Linked DNA regions of Mus musculus: region 2 is linked to region 1. The links are chromatin loops, found by intact Hi-C in ENCODE. Cell type or tissue: gastrocnemius. All regions are shown on one strand. Links, peaks and the distances in the headings refer to the core of each region. The heading gives the core; the rest is flanking DNA.

Region 1 (7,924 bases), core at 1,271-6,270:
TGGTAGAAGGGAAGAACTGACTCCCCAAGGATGTCCTGCGTGGTTCACACATGCGCCATGGCAAATATACACCCACACGCATGAACACATACACGAAACACATGAATGAAACGTCATTTAAGAGAGACTGAGAAGCCGGGCACTGGTGGTGCACGCCTTTAATCCCAGCACTCGGGAGGCAGAGACAGGTGAATCTCTGAGTTCGAGGCCAGCCTGGTCTACAAAGTGAGTTCCAGGACAGCCAGGGCTACACAGAGAAACCCTGTCTCAAAAAACCAAAGAAAAAAAAAGAGAGAGAGAGACTGAGAAGCCAGTGGTGGGGCACACCTTTGATCCCAGCACTTGGGAAGCAGAGGCAGATGGATTTTCTGAGTTCGAGGCCAGCCTGGTCTACAGAGTGAGTTCCAGAACAGCCAGGGCTGCACAGAGAAACCCTGTCTCGAAAAACCAAAGAGAGAGAGAGAGAGAGAGAGAGAGAGAGAGAGAGAGAGAGAGAGAGAGAGAGAGAAAGAGAGAGAACAGAAACACCTTGAGCCTTCTCAGATTTGCTTGCATTCTTCAGACCATCATCACTACTTAGTACCATCTTACCATGACATATCTCCTAGCTAACAGGCCCCCAGCAAATGCTGCCAACTGAAGGGAATCCAGTGACCTTTTTAAAGGGACCCCTAGCAAGGCAAGACACGCCCCCAGTGGATGCATCCCTGAGCCCCTCTCACCTGCCCCCTCCCACAGCTGCAGTGATGGAGTACCTGCACCTGGCACTGAGACCCATCTGCACCATCCCCCCACTACTCACCCGCAGTGAGGTAAGAGGGGTGCTGAGGGGTGGGGGAATCCCAGCCCTACACCGTTCTCCTCCTCTCCACCATTGCTGAACACCTCTGTCACAAGATTCTTCTCTGCAGTCTCAGAACCTTCCATGTAGACCCGAAACTACAGCCCGCTCCTTTCTAATGCTCCCGACCAACTAAGTTTTTGCTCAGACGGTGTTACGTACTGAAAATTGGACCGCTCCAAATTCCTATTCACAGCTGTCATTCCAGCTATAGGCAGCTTATCTTCTAGCCAGACCTGAGATCCCAAAGACGACACTCTTTTGAACCCAAACTCTGAATATACATATACATGTACATATATATACATACATATGTATGTACACACACACACACACTCACACAAATTCCCAGTGGCCCTAGACTCATCACTCATGTTTTTCACATGCTTAGTACATGTTTATTTAACAATAAGTATGTATTTGATGCCTTCTTTGTACAGAATATCAAAACCCTTCTCATAGTTATGGCGCATAGTTTGGGAGTGTTGTCTTGTTTTTCGAGACAAGTCTCACACTAGGTAGCTCTGGATATTCTGGAATTCACTGTGTAGAGCTGGCCTCGGACTCACAGAGATCCACCTGCCTCTTCCTCCTGAGCGCTGGGATAAAATGTGTGCACCACTGCACCAGCTGATGTCTGAGTAGTTTTATATTTGCTTAGCACGAACCATCCAAAAAGAGGACATTTTGGTGCTGGAGAGAGGACTCATCAGTTTAGAGCCCTCACTGCTCTTCAGACGACCCAGTTTGATTCCCAGCATCCACATGGTGGCTCACAACCATCCATTGCTCCAGTCCAAGGGATCTGACGCCCTCTTCTGGCATGCACCTGGTGCGCATACATGCATTCCGGCAGGGCATATAAAATAAATAAATCTAAGAGCTTCTTTTGGTTGTTTGTACAAAGAAGGTCTCTTAAGTAGACACTAAGAGTAAGACAGCAGATGTAATTTAGGGCCTCTCTCATTTGATTCTCCTTAGTGTTAAATTAGGAAGGGCAAAAGATTATGCTCTTCAGCTTATGATGAAAAACCGGAAGCTTGTCTAAGATCACGCCACATGGGGATTGGCTTCAGGATGCTAAGTTCAGGGCCCCTTACGCTGAAAGGAAGAGAGGGCATGGAGAATATTTCCGGGAAGCCACTGCCTACATCTTCCCCAGACTGATGGAGGCTAGTGACAGTCCTTTGGTGTCATGTGATAGTCACTACCACTGGAAACTATTACCCTGTGCTTGTTCAGAGGAGGAAATCAGAGACACCGTGAAGCTACCTACACAAGATCACTCACTTACAGGGCACTGGTGGAATTTGAACCCAGACCTAAAGCCTCACCACTGTCTTATAAAACACCAGAAACCAACAAGGTAAACAGCTGTCAGGAGTGCTGAGGAACTGTAGTCAGGCATTGACTTGGCTAATGCCTGACTTCCTCTTGTCTAAAGTGTGGGTTTGCGGGTTAACTCGTTGGTTCTAGGGCAAAGGATCTGGGGCAGTTTGGGGGCGACAGGTCAGTTGCCGTCTGCTGGCCAGTCTGTGAGACACCAATCAGCTCTTTAGCATTTAAAAACCTTTCATTCCTTAAGCACCTACTATGTGCCAGGCACTTCACTGAGCACTAGAGGTGAGAAAGACTTGGTGCTTACCCCAGGAAGTCCACAATCCAAAGAGGAAAATGTTCTAGAAACCAGGCAATCCAACTGGGTGATAAGAGCTACCCCGAGATATGAGGAGGAATTTTCCAGCATGCAGGAGAGCCACCTACGCCCTGAGGTCACAGTTAAACCGGACCTCTGTGAGCACTGTGCTAGGACCTGCTTGCCTACCTCACAGCTATGTCTCCCTGCAAGAGGAGCTTGGTTGACTTTAGAATATTTACTAACCTGCATTCCTCCAAGCCCTGAACGTAGTATCTGGGGCAAAACAGACAAGAATTGGTCTGTTTCCCTCACTGGGGTCTTCAGACCAGGGCTTAGCCCCAAAGCCCTGTCTGCACCATGAGAGAACCACATAACCAATGTCTAGCTGGAGAATAACAAGCCAGGCAGGAGAGCACCTCCAGACCCCAGCATGACCAAGAATATGGCCACTTTCTAAAGTGGATCTCCTATGTGACCCTAGGCAAGTCACTTAAGCTCTGTTCTTCAATTTCCAATTATGCAAAGAGAAAATCGTGCCATCACCGAGGACAGAAGTGTATAAAGGGCCCACAGCAAGTGCAGTGGGAGTTCTATCATCTATGGTTGTCATTTATCACCTTGGAAGCAGGTGGTCCTCAGCCAACCGGCAGCTGGGGATGTAGCTCAGACTTAAAGAGGAATCACTTGTTCGTAATTGAATCCCTCCCTTAGAGTCACTTAGTTAACCAGCTGAGAGGACAGGAAGGTTCTTCTGGAGGCCCCGCCCACTACAATTGGTCTGGAGCTGGCAACAGGAAGCCGACATCCTCCTTTGGAAATGTTTATCTGGAGAACCGCACCCCACTACAGGCTGTGGAAACCTTCAGTCTGCCCTGGTATTCAAGGATGCATCTAAGGGTCTCCAGGGGTCTAGAACGGCGCTAGGCTGGGAAAAGAAGGAGAAAAGAGGAACGAAACAGGGTGAGAATTTAGCAGAGCCTGAGGGTGAGATACCGAAAGGTCATCGAGGAGGCTGCGCCCTCCAAGAAAAAGATCTCAGAAAGGAAGCCTCCCCCTCAGGAAGGCATCAGGAACCAGACGCAGCAGCTGGTCTTTAAACCCCAGTGTGACGGAAAGGCAGTCTGCCCTTTCCTTATCCTTTTGGTCAACAAGGCACAGGATGCTCTCCCACTAGCCCAGCCCTCTGCTGCTCCGCCTCTCCCATAGGTGCTCAGCGTGGCCGTGACGCACACTTTCCAGATTGCCAAGGCCCGCACTCAACTTGGTTATGCGCCGGACAAGTTCAGCTTCGCCGACGCAGTGGAGCGATATGTGCAGGCCACGACCCCGCAGCCCCGCTGTTGCATCGTGCTGACGCTCCTGCGGCTGCTGCTCATGCTGCTGCTACTGTTCGCCCTGCTCGGCCTGGCCCTGTACTTCCTAGGGCTGCAGCCTTTGCAGGCGGTGGTGGAAAGGCTCTGAGCCCGACCACGACCACGACCACGACCTCGCCCACGTAGTAGCTCGCTATCTTTCTACCTGGCTTGACCTCCCGGTTTAGGCCCGCCCCTGCCTCTTGACTCCGCCCCGATTCCTGGCCACGCCTCTGCTTCGCTCTCTTGGCTTCTATTCGTCTGCACATTTGGGTTTCCCGGCTCTTGGCTCCTTGATCCTGTGTGTTACTCTTTTCCCGAGGCTAGGCGAGGCGGTTGATGAGGTCCCAGCCTCAGCCTGCTTCCCCTTCCCAGCCATTTCCAGTCCTACCCAGTCTAGCCCTCTCCTTCCTATTCTTCCAGATTCTTCCCTGATCTGACTTCACCCCTTTCTGCCTCCATCTCTACGCTGAAACCCCAGTGAGGTCGCTTCTGTTGGGATAAGCCTTAGCCCTGCCTTCACGGTTGGTCTAAATGCGTGAGTTCTGGTTGGTGGAGTCTGTGGAATTGGACCTGTCTTCTGCCTCCTTCAAGGACCTTCTCCCTGCCACGGCTTCTTTGAGTTTATCCTGACACCTATCTATGTGTTGACTAGCTGGGAAAGGATACCCAAGCCCAACTTAGTAACTTTTGGTTCTCATTTAACGAGTGGAACCGACTAAGCACAGTAAAACGTTTCAGGTCCAGAGGACGCAATGGAGAAAAAAAGTTTGTAAAAGAAATTTGAGGGCTGGAGAGATGGTTCAGCGGTTCAGCGGTTGAGAGCACTGACTACTCTTCCAAATATCCTGAGTTCAAATCCCAGCAACTACATGGTGGCTCACAACCATCTGCACAGCTAGAGTGTACTCATATATACATAAAATAAACAAATCTTTAAAAAAAAAGAAATTTGAATGTCTCATTTAAAAAGTACCAATATAACAGACAAAATAAGAGTTTGGCTGATCATATTTTATGTTTGTGTGTATTTGTATGTGGTATCAGAGGATGTCATTCCTGAAGCTGTCTTACCTTATTTTTCCAGACTGGTTTAGAGTTTAGAATTTGGAATGGGTAGGGTAGGCAAGAAGCCTTAGGGATCCACCTGCCTCTGACTTCTCAGCTCTGGGGTTACAAGTATATGCCACCTCACCCAGCATTTTATGCGGGCACTATAAATGGAAGTCAAGTCCCCATCCTTGTGTGACAGGCACTTTGCCCACTGAGCCACTTCCCAGCCTCCATATTTTAGTATCATTTGTATCTCTTGATGAGTAGTGCTCCTCACCATCATCTTTAAGACTTTGAGTCCACAGATCTGCTCTCAACAGAGACTGTACCTCCCTGCCATTGTGATGTGGACTGTGGATCCCAAAAATAACAGTGTGTAAGCAGATCCACGGGTATCTATCATCTGGTACGCACGTGGCGTTAACTGAATAAACACCACGGACCCTAGCAGAGAACAAAGTAACTACCAGGCTGCAGTGGAGGAAAGAGAAGGTATGAGTCAACCTTCATAGGTGGTGTGGTGTTCCTCATAGCACGTGTCCCGGTCAGGCAAATTAGAAAAACTGTGTAGGAGTTTTAAAATACAGTAGTTAGAATTTTGTGCGTGTGTCTACTTTTTAAAAAGACTTATTTATTTGTATAAGTACACTGTAGCTGTCTTCAGACACACCAGAGGAGGGCATTGAATCCCACATGACAGGATGGTTATGAACCACCCTGTGGTTGCTGGGAGTTGATTGAACTCAGGACCTCTGGAATGGCAGTTTGTGCTCTTAACCCCTGAGCCATCTCTCCAGTGTCTACTTGGTTCTTTGTTTCTTTGTTTGTTTTTGTTTTAAAGACCAGTGGTAATCATTTCTATCTGTTTAGTGCCCAACGCTGGCAGGAGCTTGCATTTGTATAGCCTTATTCCATTATTAGAGCCACACTTACAGTAGGGTTTGTTACCGTCAATGTAAAGATAAGGAATTGGAGGCCATCACTAACTTGAAATATCAGAAGGTGAGGGCTTCTGCTCTGTAGCTGAGATCATTTGGAAGAACTTCCCAAGGTCCAGTGGGAAATGTAACACATGGTTTATGTCTATTGCAGCCTAATTCTGTTCCAGGGTTTGGGGTTGAACTCTGGGCTCTACTTCCTTATCCCATACCTACAAATCTCAGGCTGTCCGAGGTTGGCCATCATACTTCCTTCTCCTGATGCTATGATGAAATACTTGGGCGAGCTGGGTAGTGACTTTTATTCTAGCACTTGGAGGCAAAGGTAAGCAGATCTCTGAGTTCAAGGCCAGCCTGGTCTACAGAGTGAGGTGCAGGACCACCAAGGCTACAACAGAGAAACCCTGTTTGGGAAAAACAAACAAAACCCTGACACTAGCAACTTAAGAAAGGGTTTATCTTGCCTCATAGTTCATACGTCCATTGTGTGAGCAAAGTTAGCGTCTGGAACATGAAGCAGCTGGTCACATTGTGTCTGTAGTCAGAAAGAAAAGAGACTGTCATGTTTACCCAAGTTCTGAGATGGTACTGCCCACTATTAGAATGGGTTCCCACCTCAACCTCCTGGAGGAGCTCTGTCACATAATCCATCAACAGGCCTAGAGACTACCTTAATCTAACCTAACCCCTGACAGGTGTGCCTGCCAGTGCTTGCAGATCCTGTCTAATTGACCATCAACTCTAACCTTCACAACTGGCAGTTGAACTTCCTTCACTGATAAATTTTTATCATCCAAATGCCCCCCCCCTTCTCTAAACTCCCTCTTTCAACCTTCTCTTCCTGAGAAATATGTTTTTAGGGCAGCCTTACATGTTCACATTATTGTCTAGCCAAGAATCAATTTACTTATTTTCTGGGTTTCTCCGTCTCTTCCCCCTCAAAGCAACAAGACTAAGGCCTGAGCACTACGTAGCAGCATAGATCGCCAGCTCAAGAATTCTTCTGTCCTCTCTTTATCGGGTGGGAAAGGATACGGTACCCCCACCCAACACACAAATCCCTGAAGGATTCCGATGCTACCCTAATTACCAGCCCCTGTGAGATTCACACAGGAAGGGTTGGCTCATTTAAAGAAACTAAAGGAGGAAGCATTGATGCAGATGCAGAAGAAAGGCCACTATAAACCAATGACATAGTTTATCCGAATAGGGCAACCAGTGAGACTGGTTTATAAGCGTTCTATTAAAAGCCATCTCCAACTGTGGACCAATGCTAGCCAGCTAAGAGATTTTCAAAGTCACTTTATGTCTTCCCAAGCTGAGGATGGTGCTTGCCACCAAACCTGATGAATGTCCTGTATTCAATTCCTAGGATCTACAATCCCACACTGTAGAAGGAGAGAACAGACTCTTGCAAATTGTTCTCTGACCTCCACACAGACACGGTTGGAGGTGGAAGTCTATCTTCTCTAAGGTTAAGGGTGTGGCTCAGGGGAGGAGTGCTATCCGAGGATGCCCTGAGTTCTACTTTCAGCAGCAGTGACGAAAGGAGAGGGGGGAGGAGAGAGGGGGGGAGAAGAGAGAGAGAGAGAGAGAGATCAAGCGAGAGCGGACCTATGTAAGTCTTCCACTATCATTCCGCTTATTTGCCCCTCTTCAGAATAAAAATGTGTAGTGAGCTGTCCACCCTTCTTTCACCCTTTTAAAAAAACAAAAAAACAAAAGCAAAAACAAAAACAAGGCAGGGTTTTCCTGTGTAGATCTGGCTGTCATGGAGTCAAGTGTAATTGATGAAATAATAGTGTCTCTGAATCCTGACCTGTCTTGCTCACTCCTGAAACCTCTCAGTGAGCTGAGTTCTTTTCTGGCACAAAGTAGCGCTTTCATAGTTGTGGATAAATAAGCATCGAGGGGACACTAAACCAAGCCTAGAGACCATGTGAAAGAATGAAGAAAGCTGAGACCTCAAGAACGCCTTTCTACGTAAGACTCCGCCCAGCAACCCAGCCCTTCGCAGTCACCTGACGTCTTTTCCACCAACAGAGACTTATGAGTGTCAGAACCAGGAAGGGACCCTCTCTAGCTCATATCCTTTGCCGTC
Region 2 (6,462 bases), core at 1-5,000, 940 kb before region 1:
AAATCCAAGCGATATATTGATAAGGCCTCTCTGTTGAACATAAGGTTGAACTGGAGATGAATGCCCCCAACGGAAGGCAAAAGTAGTGACACCCGAGTTACTGCCAACCCAAAGATGGTGACAGAATGGAAATGGGCCCCACAATAGTCCTTATCTAATGTAATCCAGAGTGAACTTTTAGTACCAACCTACCTCTCAGTGGAATATTATTACTCACTAGGAGGCCAAGGCAAGTGCAGAACTATTGCAACACAAATGCTGCCTGGCCAAAGCAAAAAAAAAAAAAAAAAAAAAAAAAAAAAAGAAAAGAAAAGAAAGAAAGAAAGAAAGAAAGAAGCTCAGCTTTGGATGGTCATCAGCAGAATTAACACATGCCCAGTTCTTTACCCTTAAGTTTACACGGAGATGGAAGATATAGGACACATTCAAAGTACTTACTATGCATATACAGCAAAATATTTTACGGGACCAGGTATGCCCTCTCCTCTCAGCTAGGTGAGCTCCCTTTGTCTCTAACAGTCCAAAAGAACGTGCAAAAATAATCATAAATGCTCTAGGAAGGGCAACAGAATGAACCAAAAGGACTCTTTCTGTTTCTCCTCCTCCTTACTCATCTTTCTTTCGTCTAACTAATAAGCCCCAACTCTACTCTTCTGACCCTATTTCTTTCAACTTTTTACTCCCTAAATCTACACCCCACCCCCACTCTCTTGTCCCTAGAACTTGCCAAGTTCATTCCAGTGAGTTTCTGCACAAGCTGTTCCCTAAACCTCCAAGAGTTCTCCCTTCATCTCTGCATGGCTGGCTCCTTTTCGTTTAAAGTTCTGTTTAAGCAGGAAGGTCTCCCTCCATTGCGTTCCAGGCACACACTCTAGCCTATCACTCATTTTTCTCCAGCATTCAATCAAGATCAGATTTGCTGACAATCAAAATCAGATTTGCTGATTTATCATTTCTGTCCTCACCTCCCACTCTGATAAACTCCTTGAGAGAGGACCCTTTTTGCTTGTGTTCACCTTTGTACACTCACTGTCTGAAACACTGGCTAGCACTTTAATAGCAGTTTGAATGAATTTTGGACTTGTCATTGAATGACAAACTAGGTTCCAAATGAATTAAAGTGAGACAGCTAGCAGTAACTCTTCTGCTATATTTCTGTAATAAACATCATTACTTGTACAATCAAGGCGTCAAGTCTTCTGTTTTATCGGGCCCTGATAAATGCGATGGGACTCTCTTCCCACCATCAGAACATCTGCTATGATAAGCCTAGTGATACTGCACAACAAATTCAGTTAAAGAGCAACACGTTTGCACTTTCTAGTCAAAGGACCCCTAAAATCTCGCACTCTTTCTTAACGCATAAAGTTTCTTAAAAGACAGTTCCATAATTAACAGAGAATTTCTTCTTTTAAAATGTATCAACACCAAAACAAGATTCATTAACACTTCACTCTGGAATCTCTGACAGCCTAGAAGAGGCACTACTTACTCATGATGGGGTGTTTGTTTGTTTGTTTGTTTTTTAAACAATATGAGAGAGTTCTTTCCAATCAGTCTTTCTTTTTTTTCAGACATTTCTATACCCATTATGCACTGTGTTTTGCTAAAAGCATAAGCACATATCACACTGTCTCTTCTACGACCACCTATACACAAGGCATCGGCTAAATAAGATAAAAAAATCAAGCTGATTGTAAGACATACAAATCGAGACAGGCATAAAAGAGCTATTGTCCAACTGTAGAAACAAAAACAGTAATATAGGGTTTTCTGTTCTCTGAAGTGCATCATGAAGTGTGGGTGGAGAGAAACACAGAAATCCAGAATTAGCCTAACATCAAATCATTTTTGGAAAGAGTTGACAACATGTAAATTCCTCACATATAAAGTATTTAGAGCGAGAGACCTTGATTCCTGGGCTATGAAGCCACTTATGATGCCTTGGAAGAGCTCTGGAATTCTAGTATTCATAAAAGAAAATGTTCATTATAATCGGGAGCCAGGCGGCGTTGTGAGGTACTCCCCAATGTGACACAGACCATAACTGAAGTACTACAAAGCTTGCAGTTAGGAGCTGGGATAGAGGCTGAACACCAAATTCAAAAGAGGTAGCTGAGGTACTAAGTGCCACAAAGGGGAGAGGGTGTCCACGACTGCCACTTAACCACAGAGAATTAAAGTATGAAACAGAGGTGTGTATGAGGGGAGATAAGAGATGGGGATGGAAAAAACAATACATTTGTCATCCCGTCCCACTTCCTAAACAGGATATAGGCAAACCCTCCAGCCCCATTACCTCAGGCACAGATGGTTATCGTTTATAGCAAAGGTGCACTGAAAGGCCTTCAGGTCTGAGCCCCTTAATTCCAGAGCTGTTAACGATTACAGAAAAGGATGGGGGTGGGGAGAAAAATCAGGGAGGGAGCTGCAGATTCACCCACCACCTCCCCCTTGGGCTCCTACCTCACGGCTCTTACCCTGGACTTTCAGCTCAGAGTCTGCAGACCCTCCCCGGGGATCTACAGCCCCAGGTCCCCAGGCCCGGGATTGAGGGGTGCTGGCGATGGACAGGCAGGGACAGTAGGTAAGTTTTCGGAGCCTTGCGCTTGACAAGCCACAGGCTCCCCTCACAGCCTCTTCTTCCAGAGGGACCAGTCCAGACAAGGCGCTGATATGCACTCCTCCCTTTCCACCACCACCCCCTTTCTCGAAGGAACCGAACCCCCGCCCCTTCATCTCTCAACGCTCCCCCCTTTTCCTCAACTCCCCCCCTCCAAACTCACAGCTGCTCCAGAGGTTCCTCCAGTCAAACCCTTTCTGGAAACGACGGCGGCCCGGCGGGTCCAAACTACCTACCATCCCCGCTTGCGTTTCCAGGCTCCCTACCCCCGCCGCCGCCGCCTTTTCTGCCACCGCGGCCGCCGCCTCCTCCTCATCTGCAGCCCACCGGCGGCGGCCGCCCCGAAGCCCCGCCCCCTCCATTGCCTCCTGCATCATCACTTCCGGTAACCCCGCCGGCCGCTGGCTCGAGGAGGGAGAGAATGGGAGAGGGGCGGGGACAGGAACGAGGAGGGTGACGTCACGACGTACGCGAGGACGTCCGAAGCCGTCTCCAAGTAAGGGCAAGGCGGGGAGCGGCGGAGGGTGGGCTAGGAGCTGGGCCAGGCCATTTTCTGACTAGAAATGGGGCAAGGGGATAACGAAAGGGTGAAAGGGAAGGCTGGAGGAGAGGGAGGTTAGCTCAGTTGTTGAGTGCGGCGGGGAGTCGGCTAAATCTGGAAGTTTCAGGAGGTTTGAGACGACCTCTAACCTGGGCCTCATGCTAACACAGCGGTCCGCCCGGTGGTTTGGCCCGGCCTGGCCTACTGGACCTGCTGGATACAGCCCGGTGTGGCCAAGGCTCGGCAGAGCTCCTGGCACCGCCTCTTCCCAGCCGGCTCCTGTGGGTGGGGAAAAGCAGGAGTGACGCTGAGTGAGTGTAAGGATGGAGACGCCGGCTCCAGTCGCGGGGGACTGGGGAAAGGGGTTGGCTTCCCAGGGCCAGGGATGAGATGCCGGTGTGGGGTTGCTAGGAGACGCGCCTGTATGACCCCAGCCTCGCGAGGGCGACTGGTGTCATCGCTGCTGGCCTCGGGAGACCTGCCTAAGGGAACTGGCACGTGGGAGAGATCCTGCCTGGGACCCTTCAGACTTTTCGATTATAAATGGAAGGCGACGGGGCAGTTGTAGGAGGCTGGAGAGGTGCTGGCCTTGAGAAAGGCCACCCAAACGATCCCGGATGTAGGAATCAGACTTCAGGTGATGATGAAGGCTAGTTTCATTACTAAGATGAGCAAATGACAAAATGAAGGAAGTCTTGTTTCTGAACTTTTCATTAATAAGTAAATGAATGCAGAGAATAGCAGCTGCCCCAGAAGCTGAATGGTGTGGTGAGAAGGCCTCTTCCAGGTTTAAGAGGAAAAGAGAATGGGAGAAGGAACTGCCTTGTGGGTAACATTTTAAACAAAAGGCAGACGAGAAAGAAGTCTTGGAGTTGCAGAAATAGCAAGGTTTTGGCCTTTGTATTACTTCCCTGAAGTGTAATGAATGACCAAACCTTAATTTACATTTAAAAAAATTGCTGCTGGATAAAAGAAGGTAGTTAAAGGGCTGTTGCTAAGGCCATGAGAGATGACAGTGGTGGAAACATGGAAATTAAGAGAATTGATTCATAATGTATTTGGGAGCTTGAGCATTCCAGACTGAATGCTGAACTGGATACGAAATGTATGGGAGAATGTGAAACCAAAGATGTTTCTCTAGAGAAAACAGTTTGGGAAGGAATCTCCTATGCTCTCTGGAACGTATGTCCAGAGTCATTTTACAGCCCATGAAGATGTCCAGAAATGAGACGGACAAGCTGGAAGACAAGTCATGGTTGGAGATAATAAATGTGGGGTTTATTCCTAGACCCTGGAATAGGTAGTAGATGAGAAAGAGCCCCAAATTCTTTAGATCTCACATTTAGAGACCACCAAGAAGGGTACAAGCCAGTAGGAAGCTCAATAAGAACACCTCAAAAATAAGGAGTCCCCCTTAATATCGTTAAACAATAGTATCCACCCTCACAATCAGTGAGAGTCACCTTTTGAGGGCCTCAAATCTCTTCCTGCTCTCCCAGCTGTCAAAGCTTTTGGACTTGGTGTACAAGAATGTGTGTGCACTCCTGATTTCCTTGATAAATGTTGGTTTACATGAGCCCATTGGGATCTATTTTGTCATATCTTCGTAGGAACACCTTATACGATACCAGCCCTGGAATTCTTGTTTGGTTTGTTGTGTGATTGTGCATGTTTTCTTTCTCATGTGTTATAGACCGAGCTAGCCTCAAACTCAAGAGATCCACCTGTCTCTGCCTCCCTGTCTGGAGGGCTGGAATTAAAAGGTGTGCACGACCACACCCATCTCAGCCTTGGAATTCTTACAAAAGGAGTTTTGTCCCTGCTGCTACCGATGCCACTCACATAGTGAATCTCAATGAAAAGGGTATCTGAAGGGCTGGGTTTCATTCTTGGATCTGCTGGGTGGCCTTGGAAAAGGTCCTGTTCTTCGAATTGATAGGGTTGGCCTAGATTAAAAGTTGCAAGCTGGCAAGACAGATAATGCCTGCAAGCATAGTGTTCAGCCCGCAGCATGATTTAAATTCTTCTTTCTTAGACTATGCTTGCCAGTTTTTAAAAATTGAACATCAGAATCCAGATTTTTGGCTTCATTAGGAAAATCGGACAGTCTGGCAACACCAGTCTGAGGTTCCTAGAATCCTACACAGCTGAAACTGCAGAGTTGCTTATCCTTTGTTTGTGGCTTATGCCCCAAGTGAGCCATAAGCATCTCCCCTCACACCCACTCCCAAGCTGACATTTGATTTGTAATTGACCTGAGAACCTTGCTGTCTGTATGTAGCTACTTAACACATGTGACTAAGTTTAAATAACAGTTCTTAGACACATATTCCAGATGTTCAGTAGCTGCATGTGGCTGGTCTCTGCCCTGTTGGGTAAATCAGACAGAAGAGTTTTACCATAAACTGTTCTTTTGTTCAATGTTGGATTGAAACACTGAAAAAAAAAAAATTAAGGCCTCTCTGAGTGCCAATCATTCCTCACTCGTAAAGCCAGACAATCATTGTTTCTGCTCTTGGGACAGGCTAGTGAGGAGCCATTTGGACTGATAAATAAAATTCCTCAGTTGGTAACTAGAGAGTCCTTGGAGAATGTTCTAAAAACAGGTCCCTGGTGCAAAATGCTGTTGTCTTTCAAATAGTTGGCTGTAAAGTCAAATGCAAGAGATCTCCAGCTGTGACCAGTGTTGTCACCAAAACCTTGTTTGTTTTTGTTCTTCTGAAACAAAAGTGTTTCTCTTTGTAGCCATGACTGTCCTAGAATTTGATCTGTAAAAATCTGGCCTTGAACTCCCCAGAGCTGGGAATAAAGGTGTGGCAGGACACACCCAATGTCCACCTAAGACTTTGTGCAACTTTCTAATCTAGTTTCTTACAAGATGTCACAAAGGAGGAATTTAGTGTGTGGGCTCTCTGACTTTCCTACTTGCTCTGAAGGGGCGAAGATTCTTGCTGGAGAATTGTCGTCTCTACCATTGGCTTGTTCCCAGTTTCTCCCTTATATCTGTCACACACCTGACTTTGGATAACTGGTTTTGAGCATCTCTGGCTAACTTTTGTAGGCAAGAGGATTTCTGTAAGTTGTATTCAAAGTTTCAGGGCAGCCAAAAGCTAAATAGTGAGACCCTGTCTCAAAAGACAAACAAACAAATAGAACCAAGACTTTACAGTAAGTGTACTGTGCTGCTAGGCAGTGATATTGAATGGATTAACTGTGTTAAATACATTTTCCATTTAAGATGATTTTAGTTTAGGAGACTATCACAACCTAGCACTGTCTGCAAGTTAAGGAGCATCTA

Evidence for each region. Peaks named below come from ENCODE experiments on the same cell type or tissue, not always from the same donor. Only the 100,000 strongest peaks of a DNase experiment are listed, where the experiment ranks them.
Region 2: a loop joins it to region 1, with 5 times the contacts of the local background. A loop is called at or near these places in 2 of 42 quality-filtered maps.

The regions. Positions count from the first base shown.
Region 1 is chr7:120,827,253-120,835,176 of GRCm38, forward strand. Gm5737 (predicted gene 5737) reads left to right here. Exons shown (of 12, transcript NM_001370881.1): 11 at 739-812; 12 at 3,687-4,572. The coding sequence ends at 3,941. Among named protein-coding and RNA genes, the nearest start is that of n-TLtag1, 4.3 kb to the right of the region's middle. In gastrocnemius, for the core only: no CTCF peak of the experiment used is centred there; DNase peaks (open chromatin) are centred at 3,300, 3,755 and 3,993; H3K4me3 peaks cover 1,682 bases; H3K27ac peaks cover 2,070 bases.
Region 2 is chr7:119,892,772-119,899,233 of GRCm38, forward strand. Dcun1d3 (DCN1, defective in cullin neddylation 1, domain containing 3 (S. cerevisiae)) reads right to left here and starts at 2,974. Exons shown (of 3, transcript NM_001163703.1): 1 at 2,787-2,974. It overlaps Lyrm1 (LYR motif containing 1), which reads left to right and starts at 3,090. Exons shown (of 4, transcript NM_001285959.1): 1 at 3,090-3,119. In gastrocnemius, for the core only: no CTCF peak of the experiment used is centred there; DNase peaks (open chromatin) are centred at 2,564, 3,040 and 3,386; H3K4me3 peaks cover 3,904 bases; H3K27ac peaks cover 4,887 bases.